Regions from separate parts of the Homo sapiens genome. Here region 1 is linked to region 2. A link is a contact called in ENCODE Hi-C or POLR2A ChIA-PET data. All regions are on one chromosome and are shown on one strand. The core of a region is the stretch at or near the end of the contact, and the rest is flanking DNA. Distances in the headings are between cores, read along the strand shown. Region 1 overlaps LINC03036 (long intergenic non-protein coding RNA 3036). Region 2 overlaps LINC03036 (long intergenic non-protein coding RNA 3036).

The links. Hi-C counts contacts between places; a loop is a spot of excess contacts on that map. ChIA-PET counts read pairs that join two places held with the same protein, here RNA polymerase II (POLR2A).
Region 1: a map of PC-9 shows a loop between it and region 2 (2.8-fold over the local background). The contact joins two enhancer-like sites. A Hi-C loop is called at or near these places in 3 of 168 maps with a recorded cell type or tissue (PC-9, cardiac septum and endothelial cell of hepatic sinusoid). POLR2A ChIA-PET finds 5 or more read pairs at or near these places in 1 of 52 experiments (MCF 10A).

What each region holds. Positions count from the first base shown.
Region 1 is chr10:118,911,936-118,915,884 of GRCh38, forward strand. The region is part of intron 2 of LINC03036 (long intergenic non-protein coding RNA 3036); the gene reads right to left. Among named protein-coding and RNA genes, the nearest start is that of LINC03036, 120 kb to the right of the region's middle. Within about 2 kb of position 1,326, at least 4 of the 41 ENCODE cell types and tissues checked have a DNase peak (open chromatin) inside an H3K27ac peak, as active enhancers do; they include PC-9, where a contact is called at or near this core.
Region 2 is chr10:118,868,985-118,873,272 of GRCh38, forward strand. All of the region lies in intron 2 of LINC03036 (long intergenic non-protein coding RNA 3036), which reads right to left. It also overlaps the pseudogene RPL17P36. Among named protein-coding and RNA genes, the nearest start is that of CACUL1, 120 kb to the left of the region's middle. Within about 2 kb of position 2,632, at least 8 of the 41 ENCODE cell types and tissues checked have a DNase peak (open chromatin) inside an H3K27ac peak, as active enhancers do; they include PC-9, where a contact is called at or near this core.

The DNA of each region.
Region 1 (3,949 bases), core at 76-2,575, 42 kb after region 2:
CTCGTGGGTTCCCCATCTAATGAAAGCCCATCAACCACCCTGAGTCACCCAAGCATGGAGCCTGGGAGTGACTCTAGACTCATGCCTCCTTTACCCCCACATCCCATCAATTCTAGAGGCTGAAGACACACACTCTGTTTTTTCTCTCTCTCTCTTTTCCCCCAATCTGCCCACTTTTCTCCAAGCAGAGGCTCACTCTAGTCTATGTCACCATCATTCCTCACCCAGGTTCCTGGGTCTCACTGCTTATAGTTTTGGTCTCCCCTCCAGTTCAAGCTAAAGTCATCTTTCCAAAGCCCAGTTGATCAAATCCAGCCCTTCAAGGACTCCCATTGTCTTCAGGCCAAAGTGTAACTCCTCTTCAGAGGCTCCCACTTCTCTCTCCAGCCTTCTCCCTCCCCACTCACCCCTGGCCCTCTGCACAGAGGCCATGGCTGATGTGACATCCTCTGTCCCTGAACAGTCTTCACCCCTCACCTTCCACCTAATTTCTTTTTTTGTTTTTGAAATGGGGTCTTGCTCTGTCACCCAGGGTGGAGTGCAGTGGCATGATCTCAGCTTACTGCAACCCCCACTTCCTGGGTTCAAATGATTCTCCCACCTCAGCCTCCCGAGTAGCTGGGATTACAGGTGTCCACCACCATGCCCGGCTAATGTTTTGTATTTTTAGTAGAGATGGGCTTTCACCATGTTGGCCAGGCTGGTCTCGAACTCCTGGTCTCAAGTGATCTGCCCATGTCAGCCTCCTAAAGTGCTGGGATTACAGGCGTGAGCCACCGCACCCAGCTGACCTCTACCTAATTTCTATGAGTGCTTCAAATCTTGGCTGAGTGTCACTTTCCCTAGGAAAGTATCTCCCCCCTCAACTGCCCCCAGTTCTGGATTAGATGTCCTTCCAATTACCCACAAAATAACTTGTTTTCCCCTTAAACCACTACTTATTAAATTATCTCAACATTTTTGGAAGCCTCCCTGATATGTGGAAAACCAACAGACAGCAAGAGAAACCAGACCCCTGTCTACACAGGGCATAGAGTCAAGCAGGAAACACAGACATTATAACAACAAAGATCAAAGAGGGGGCAGGAGGAGGGAGAGGTAGGAATGGGAGGAGAAATGTAAAAGAAAAAGACAGAAACAGCAAAGAGCACAAATGCTTCCACTCACAAGGCATCAGCTGATGAGACCAACATCTTGTATACTTCCTCTGTTTGCGGAATGAATGAATTTACGTTACCCAATATTCTTTAGATAAGGCCCTAGGTGATAAATTCCTTCTACAACTTTGTGCCAGAAGGGGAAAGTTTGCCCTCACTGAACACTTGTTTCTTTCAATTAAACAAAGAGACTAAGAAACCTGTCATATTGCTCTTTTTGTCTTGTCTGCCAAAAAGTTCAGGGCCAAATTTAGACCTCAGTCACAAGGAAGTATGTAATTTCTGGCTTCTGTCACCATCTCTCCTTATCCAGCTAGTTTCTCTTTCATCTTTTTTTTTTTTTTTTTTTTTTTTTTTTGAGTGGGGTTCTTCCTCTGTCTCCCAGGCTGGATTGCAATGGTGCAATCATGGCTCACTACAGCTTCGTATTCCTAGACTCAAGGGATCCTTCCACCCCAGCCTCCCAAGTTGTTGGGACTACAGGTACATGCCACCACGCCCAGCTAATTTTTTATTTTATTTTATTTTATTTTTTAGAGACAGAGTCTCACTATGTTGGCCAGGCTGGGCTTGAACTCCTGGCCTCAAGCTATCCTCCTGCCTCGGCCTCCCAAAACACTAGGATGATAGGAGTAAGCCACTGTGCCTGGTCTCTTTTATCTTTAATTTGTGTACCCCTGTATACCTGTATACACCCCTGTATACACAAATGTGTTTTTACCTTGACCCCTACTTGCCAATCCCTCATGGAAGCAGGTGGAACAGAGGCTCAACATGCAGTGACCCGTTCCAGACTGGCCCCAGCAGGAGATGGCACCCTTGTCCCAGCCCAGTGTTTCCAGAGCGGCACCCACTCTGCAGTCTGAGGCCTCCTCCTGCCCCCACCCCTAGCCAGCCACAGAGTTCAAGGACATGAGCAGCCCTGGCTGTACCTCCCTCCTCCGGGGGGTTGATGTGCTATTTAAAGAGGCCAGACCTCCAGAGCCTTAACAAAAAGCAGAATGAGAGAAGGAAACGTCATATAAGGGATAGGCTGGGGGCAGGGCTAAGCCTAGGTCAGGGCAGGGAGCTTCTAGGTGAGACTCACCATCAAGCTGTGGTCTCTCCTCTTCCCTTCATCACTGCTTGGTCCAAGCAGAGGGGGCTGAAAGAGCTGATGCCCAAGAGATGTCAGGAATGCCTTCTGATGCGTCTAAGACTAGGGACCTAGTCTGACCCTCAGACCAACAGTTTTACACAGAGTGTATTAGGCAGTTTTCGCACTGCTATAAAGAAATACCTGAGACTGGGTAATTTATAAAGGAAAGAGGTTTAACTGGCTCGCGGTTCTGCTGGCTGTACAGGAACCATGGCCTCAGCATCTGCTGGGCTTCTGGGGAGGCTTCGGGAAGCTGACAACGATGGCAGAAGGTGAAGGAGGAGCAGGCAGTTCACGTGGCGAAAGCAGGAGCAAGAGAAAGAGTTGGGGAGGTGCCACACACTTTTAAACAGCCAGATCTCTCGAGAGCTCACTCACTATCATGAAGACAACACCAACCATGAGAGATCCACCCCCATAATCCAAACACTTCCCCCCAGGCCCCACCTCCAGCATCAGGGATTACAATTCAACATGAGACTTGAGCAGGGACAAATATCCAAACCGGGTTGTGAGCAACTCTGTCTCAGGGATGAGATCACGAGGCTATCTCCAACATGCCCTACAGCCCGCCTCTGCTATGCTGCTCCTCTGTAGCCCAGCTGCCTGTATAAAAGTCTGTCACTTGGTGGGTGCCTTCTGGGAATCCCTAGAGTGCACAGCTGTCACTACAAAACAGATGGTATCACTGCTCCAATTAGATAGGGATTCTCTCTGAATATAATCCCTTACTGGTGTATGACATTTTTACAAAATACTCTCATGCATTTGCTTTTCTGTAAACTGACTCCCGTAACCAACCCTGTGATGTTAGCAGGATATATATCATTCCCATTTTACAGATGGGAAAACAGGCTGGAAGAGGCTCAGTGACATGCCCAAGACTAAATCCCAGGACTTCTTTCTGAGAGCAGGGCCATGTCCGGCTTATGTGCTTGTAATGCCACTGCCTGCCCAGGGCAGGCACACAGAGATGTGTGTGCTCGATAGGATGTGGAGTTAAAGCATTCACCTCCCACACTCCCCCAGCAAACTTCGCTGGCTTCTCTGAAAGCCAAAACGCTGCATCAGAAAATGCATCAATACAAATGCCACTGGCAGCCCCGGCAGCTCTCTGCCTGACCTCAACCACACGTAAGGGTCTTAGCACCAGGTCATGGTTGGGGTGGAAAAGTCACCTTTGAGATGCTCCGGCTCAACCTGTGATCAAGGTCAAAGACAGAACTACAAGCATGAGAGCTGGAAGGCAGCTTACAGATCATCTAGTGACCCAGTTTGGTGTCTGCCTCGTCCTGGCCAGCATAGTCCATTCATCCTAATTTGGGTGGCGGAGCTGGGTCATGAACCCCTTTGCCTACCAGACCAGTTGTCTTTCTTGGTGGTGGCATATTGCTCCAAACATCATTGGCTCTTATGTTGTCACTAAATAGCACTAAAGGCTGTCTGGGACCAGCAATGGGATGTGTCTGCCACAGAGGAACAAATAGTAGGATCTTTCTACGCCTTCCTTTTTGCCCCCACAGGACCCTTTACTGAAGTGACACCTGGTACCTGTGTGTGCCCAGCACCCTTTCCTCTGCCATCTGGTAAAAACACACTGCTGCTCCTTTGAGAGAACGACCTTCCCCCACTTTATTTGTGCCTGGTTTGCCTA
Region 2 (4,288 bases), core at 1,382-3,881:
AGGCAGATGTTTCCGACCTCATACAGGTGCACCTCAGAAGGGCCTTTACACCCAATCCTTTATTTGACCCTCACAACCTGAAAGCTAAGTCAAACAGGTTTTTCTCTCATTTCTACAAATGCAAAAACAAAGGCTCAGAGAGGTGAAGCCACCTGCCCAAAGTCACACAACTAGCAAGTGGTCAAGCCCAGATATCCTGGCTCCAACAAGATGCTGCAGTAGACACTGTGGTTGATGCCTCAACATCCATCCCAGCCCTGTCCCTCTGTGTGGCCACAGTTATTTCAGGGACTGGCCCTGCCTCCAGATGGGCCTCACTTAGTCAATATGAATTATAGAATCCCATCCCTCTTCATCAGGGATTGGATCAAAAGCCCAGCCTGAGCTTGTCCCTACCTTGTGCCACCTACCTTGTCCCAGGAATTGGTTCTTGCCAATAAGACACAAAAAGTCTGCTGGCCAGGCGCAGTGGCTCACGCCTGTAATCCCAGCACTTTGGGAGACCAAGGCGGGCGGATCACAAGGTCAGGAGATCGAGACCATCCTGGCTAACATGATGAAACCCCATCTGTACTAAAAATACAAAAAAATGAGCCAGGCATGGTGGCGGGCGCCTGTAGTCCCAGCTACTCAGGAGGCTGTGGCAGGAGAATGGCATGAATCTGGGAGGCAGAGCTTGCAGTGAGCCGAGATCGCGCCACTGCACTCCAGCCTGGGCAACAGTGCGAGACTCTGTCTCAAACAAACAAACAAAAAAAAGACATAAGTAGTCTGCTGAGGGCTTTTAGGGAATTTTTCCTTACTATTAAAGGACAAGATTAGACCAGGCCAGATGGCTCACACCTGAAATCCTACAACTCTGGGAGGCCAATGTGGGCAGATTGTGTGAATTCAGGAGTTTGAGACCCGCCTAGGCAACAGCAAAACCCCATCTCTACAAAAAATATAGAAATTGGCTGAGCATGGTCGTGCATGCCTGTAGCCCCAGCTACTCAGTGGGCTGAGGTGGGAGGATTGTTTGAGTCTGGGGGAGGGAGGTTGCAGTGAGCCAAGAATGTGTCCCTGCACTCCAGCCTGGGTGACAGAGCAAGACCCTGTCTCACACACACACACACACACACACACACACACACACACACAAAGCCAGTTTTTGCAGTTCTTAATTCCCACCAAAATTAAATATGCGTATATTGAAAAAAAAAAAAAGCAAGATTAGGAAGTTTCTCCATCTTTCTAGAATGAATGAGGAAGAAGATAGCCCCGCTGGCTGCTGGCAGCAAATCTACAACGAAGTGGTTCTAAAATGAAGTGGATGCTCTGGCTGGCAGAAGAGAGAGGCAGAAAGAACTAGGTATCCTTGATGGCCTCATGAAGCTCAGTGTCACACAGTCTTGAAGCCCACCCTACCTGTGAGCGTCCACTCAGGTAAGGCCACAAAGTTCCTTAACCTTTCAGCTGGGTCAAGTTGGCTTATTTGTTAATTGCAGCTAAAAGCATCCCACTGGACGCAGCACCCTCTCCCTCCCAGCAGCTTGGCATTAGGGAGCCCAGCATCCTGAAAATCCCACTGAGCTCCCAGGAAATAGTAATATCTGCCTCACCAGCCCCACATTGCCCCATCTTCCCCAATGGCTGTTTGCCAACTTTATTGCATCAAATCTATTGAAGTTTTTGTTGTTGTTGTTTTAACTTCGCAGGGAAGGCTGTTCTATGGTGCTGTGAGTCATCCTGGGAAGCAGCAGCCCTAGTGCTAAGGCAGGATGCAGATCAGTCTGTTCCAGTACCCACCTCCCCTCTCTCCTCCCCCGCAAAGGGCAGTTTCCTCTGGAATCCATGCACATGCAATTTATTTCTAACTGCTCCAGCAGGTTCCAATCCTGTTGCTTGCTGCGTCTAGTTATTCACTTGGAATCAGAGCTGCTGGAAAGTCAAAATTAGCCTCATTCTACCAGCATGAAATAGAAACACAGAGGCAGTCCCTTGGCTTTAGGGAGGCAAGAATCTAGAATTTTTCTTATCTCTCTGTGAATACCAGAGCTGAGGGTTACATGGGTCTGTGATTACACAGTCATTTGGAAATTGTGCAAGTTGGAAGCAGCACTGTCATTGACTTCCTGTTAAGAGGAGGCAGCAGGAGAAGCCTTCCAGAGAGGGACACAGGGCAGCCATCTGGTTGGAAGTCATTGTGCTTACATAAGTTGTCTGTTCACTTAAGGAGGCAAGGGTTAAGCAGGCTGCAAGGCAAGGAGTGTGAATGACCCTAAGCCATGCTTGACACCATGCATTAATGATGTTTTTTATCTTCTGTAGTTTATAAAGCTTTGACATCCTGAGGCCTTGCTAATCCTGGAGAGACTCCCCTTCCAGGGCTAGCTAATTTCTAGAGATAGTAAACAATTTGCCTGCCAACATATCTTTCATATACAAACCAACCAATCCAAAACCTGTATCCCCAACCACTTCCTTTATTTAACTCTCACACACCAAGCCCATATTTTCCTTGCCCTAAATCACCCCAGGACCAAGTAACAGACTACTGGAGACCATTCCTATAGCCTAGAACCCGCAGACATTATTCAAACTCTCTAATTCTAAGCTTGCTCAAACTTGCCAATCCTGCCTCACCCATCCCTCCCCACGGAATCCCCAATAAGGTCTATGGGTCATGCCCTCTCTTCATTCTTTCTGCCTCATGACCAACTCTGGTGCCTTTGCATGTGACCCTGCATGGCACAGCATGCCCCCTTCTCTTGGGAACTGTAATAAACTCCTTTCAAGGCATATTTCTCTATGTCTGTCATCTTACCATACCTAATTAAAACAAAATCCTAGATCCTTTGTTTGTTTTTGCTTATTTTTTATTTGTTTGTTTTAGAGACAGGGTCTCACTCTATCACGCAGGCTAGAGTACAGTGGCATGATCATAGCTCATTGCAGCCTCGACCTCCTGGACTCAAGTGATCCTCCTGCCTCAGCCTTCTGAGTAGCCGGGACTACAAGCACGTGCCACCATATCTGGCTAATTTTTTTTTTCCTTTTAATTACATTTATTTTAATGCTGAATTTACTCCTGTGCCATAAGTTTTTGTTTCTTCAGTTTCTTCTGGGATATCTTTTTCTTCTGGGCAACCTCCTCTTCTGATTTAGGAACAATCTGTTCCTTTTCCGTAAGGATCATCTCAATGTGGCAGGGAGAGCTCATGTATGGGTTAATCCGACCATGAGCTCTGTGGGTCCGGCGGCGCATCTTAGGTGTTTTGTTCACTTGGATGTGCTCAATGACCAGAGAATCTACATCTAAACCCTTAAGTTCAGCATTACTCTCTGCGTTTTTAAGCATGTGCAGCAAAAATTCAGCACTCTTTTTGGGCCACCGACCTTGTGTCCAGCCCCACTGCTTGGCCTGCGTACACCTGCTAACTCCACCATTGTAACGTAGGAATGGTACACACTGTTTCTGTAAAGTGACATCTTTCAGATACTTCTTGGCTTTTCATATATGTATACCCTTGATGGCCTGAGCAGTTTCATGGTGTTCTTAAAGTGAACACAAAGATTGGAACCTCTTGATTTGCATCATTTCGTGGGGTTCTCCGGGTCAAGTGAATAGCGAACCATTTTCACAGATTACCTCAGGCTGCTTAGGGAAACAGCATTTTTTTTTTTTTTTTTTTTTTTTTTAGAGCTAGGGCCTCACTATTTTGCCCAGGCTACTGGTCTTGAACTCCTGGTGTCGGGCCTCATCCTCCCAAAGTGCTGGAATTACAGGTGTGAGCCACCATGCCTGGTCCCGGGTACATTTTAAAACCCACCACCACCTATAACTTACTCTGAGCTAGACATGTTTAGATGCATTATCTTAGGTCATTTCTACCACACTGCAAAGTAGAAACTATTAGCTCCATGTTACCTGTGAGAAAGTGAAGCTTGGTAGGCTAAGTAACTTGCTGATGTTGGTTGACAAGGAAATACTGATCATGAGCCAAGGGTGACACAGCAGACTTCTTTTTATAGAGATATAAGAAATTTTAAAGATATTGGTGTGTAGTGGGGGAGTTGGATACCGGTGATCAAAAGTAAAATAAGTTTTATTTTAGAAGAGAAATGTATTAGGCTTAGTTAGTGGACATGAAATATACTGTGAGTATATTCAAAGGAGATATTGGGGAAACCTGACATAATAACTAGAAAATAACTGATGGCACAACTACATCAAATCTCTTGAGTTTTTGTTTACATTCCTTCAACCTCAAGAGGAGTTAAGCCAAGACGGAATGCAGCCAAGTGG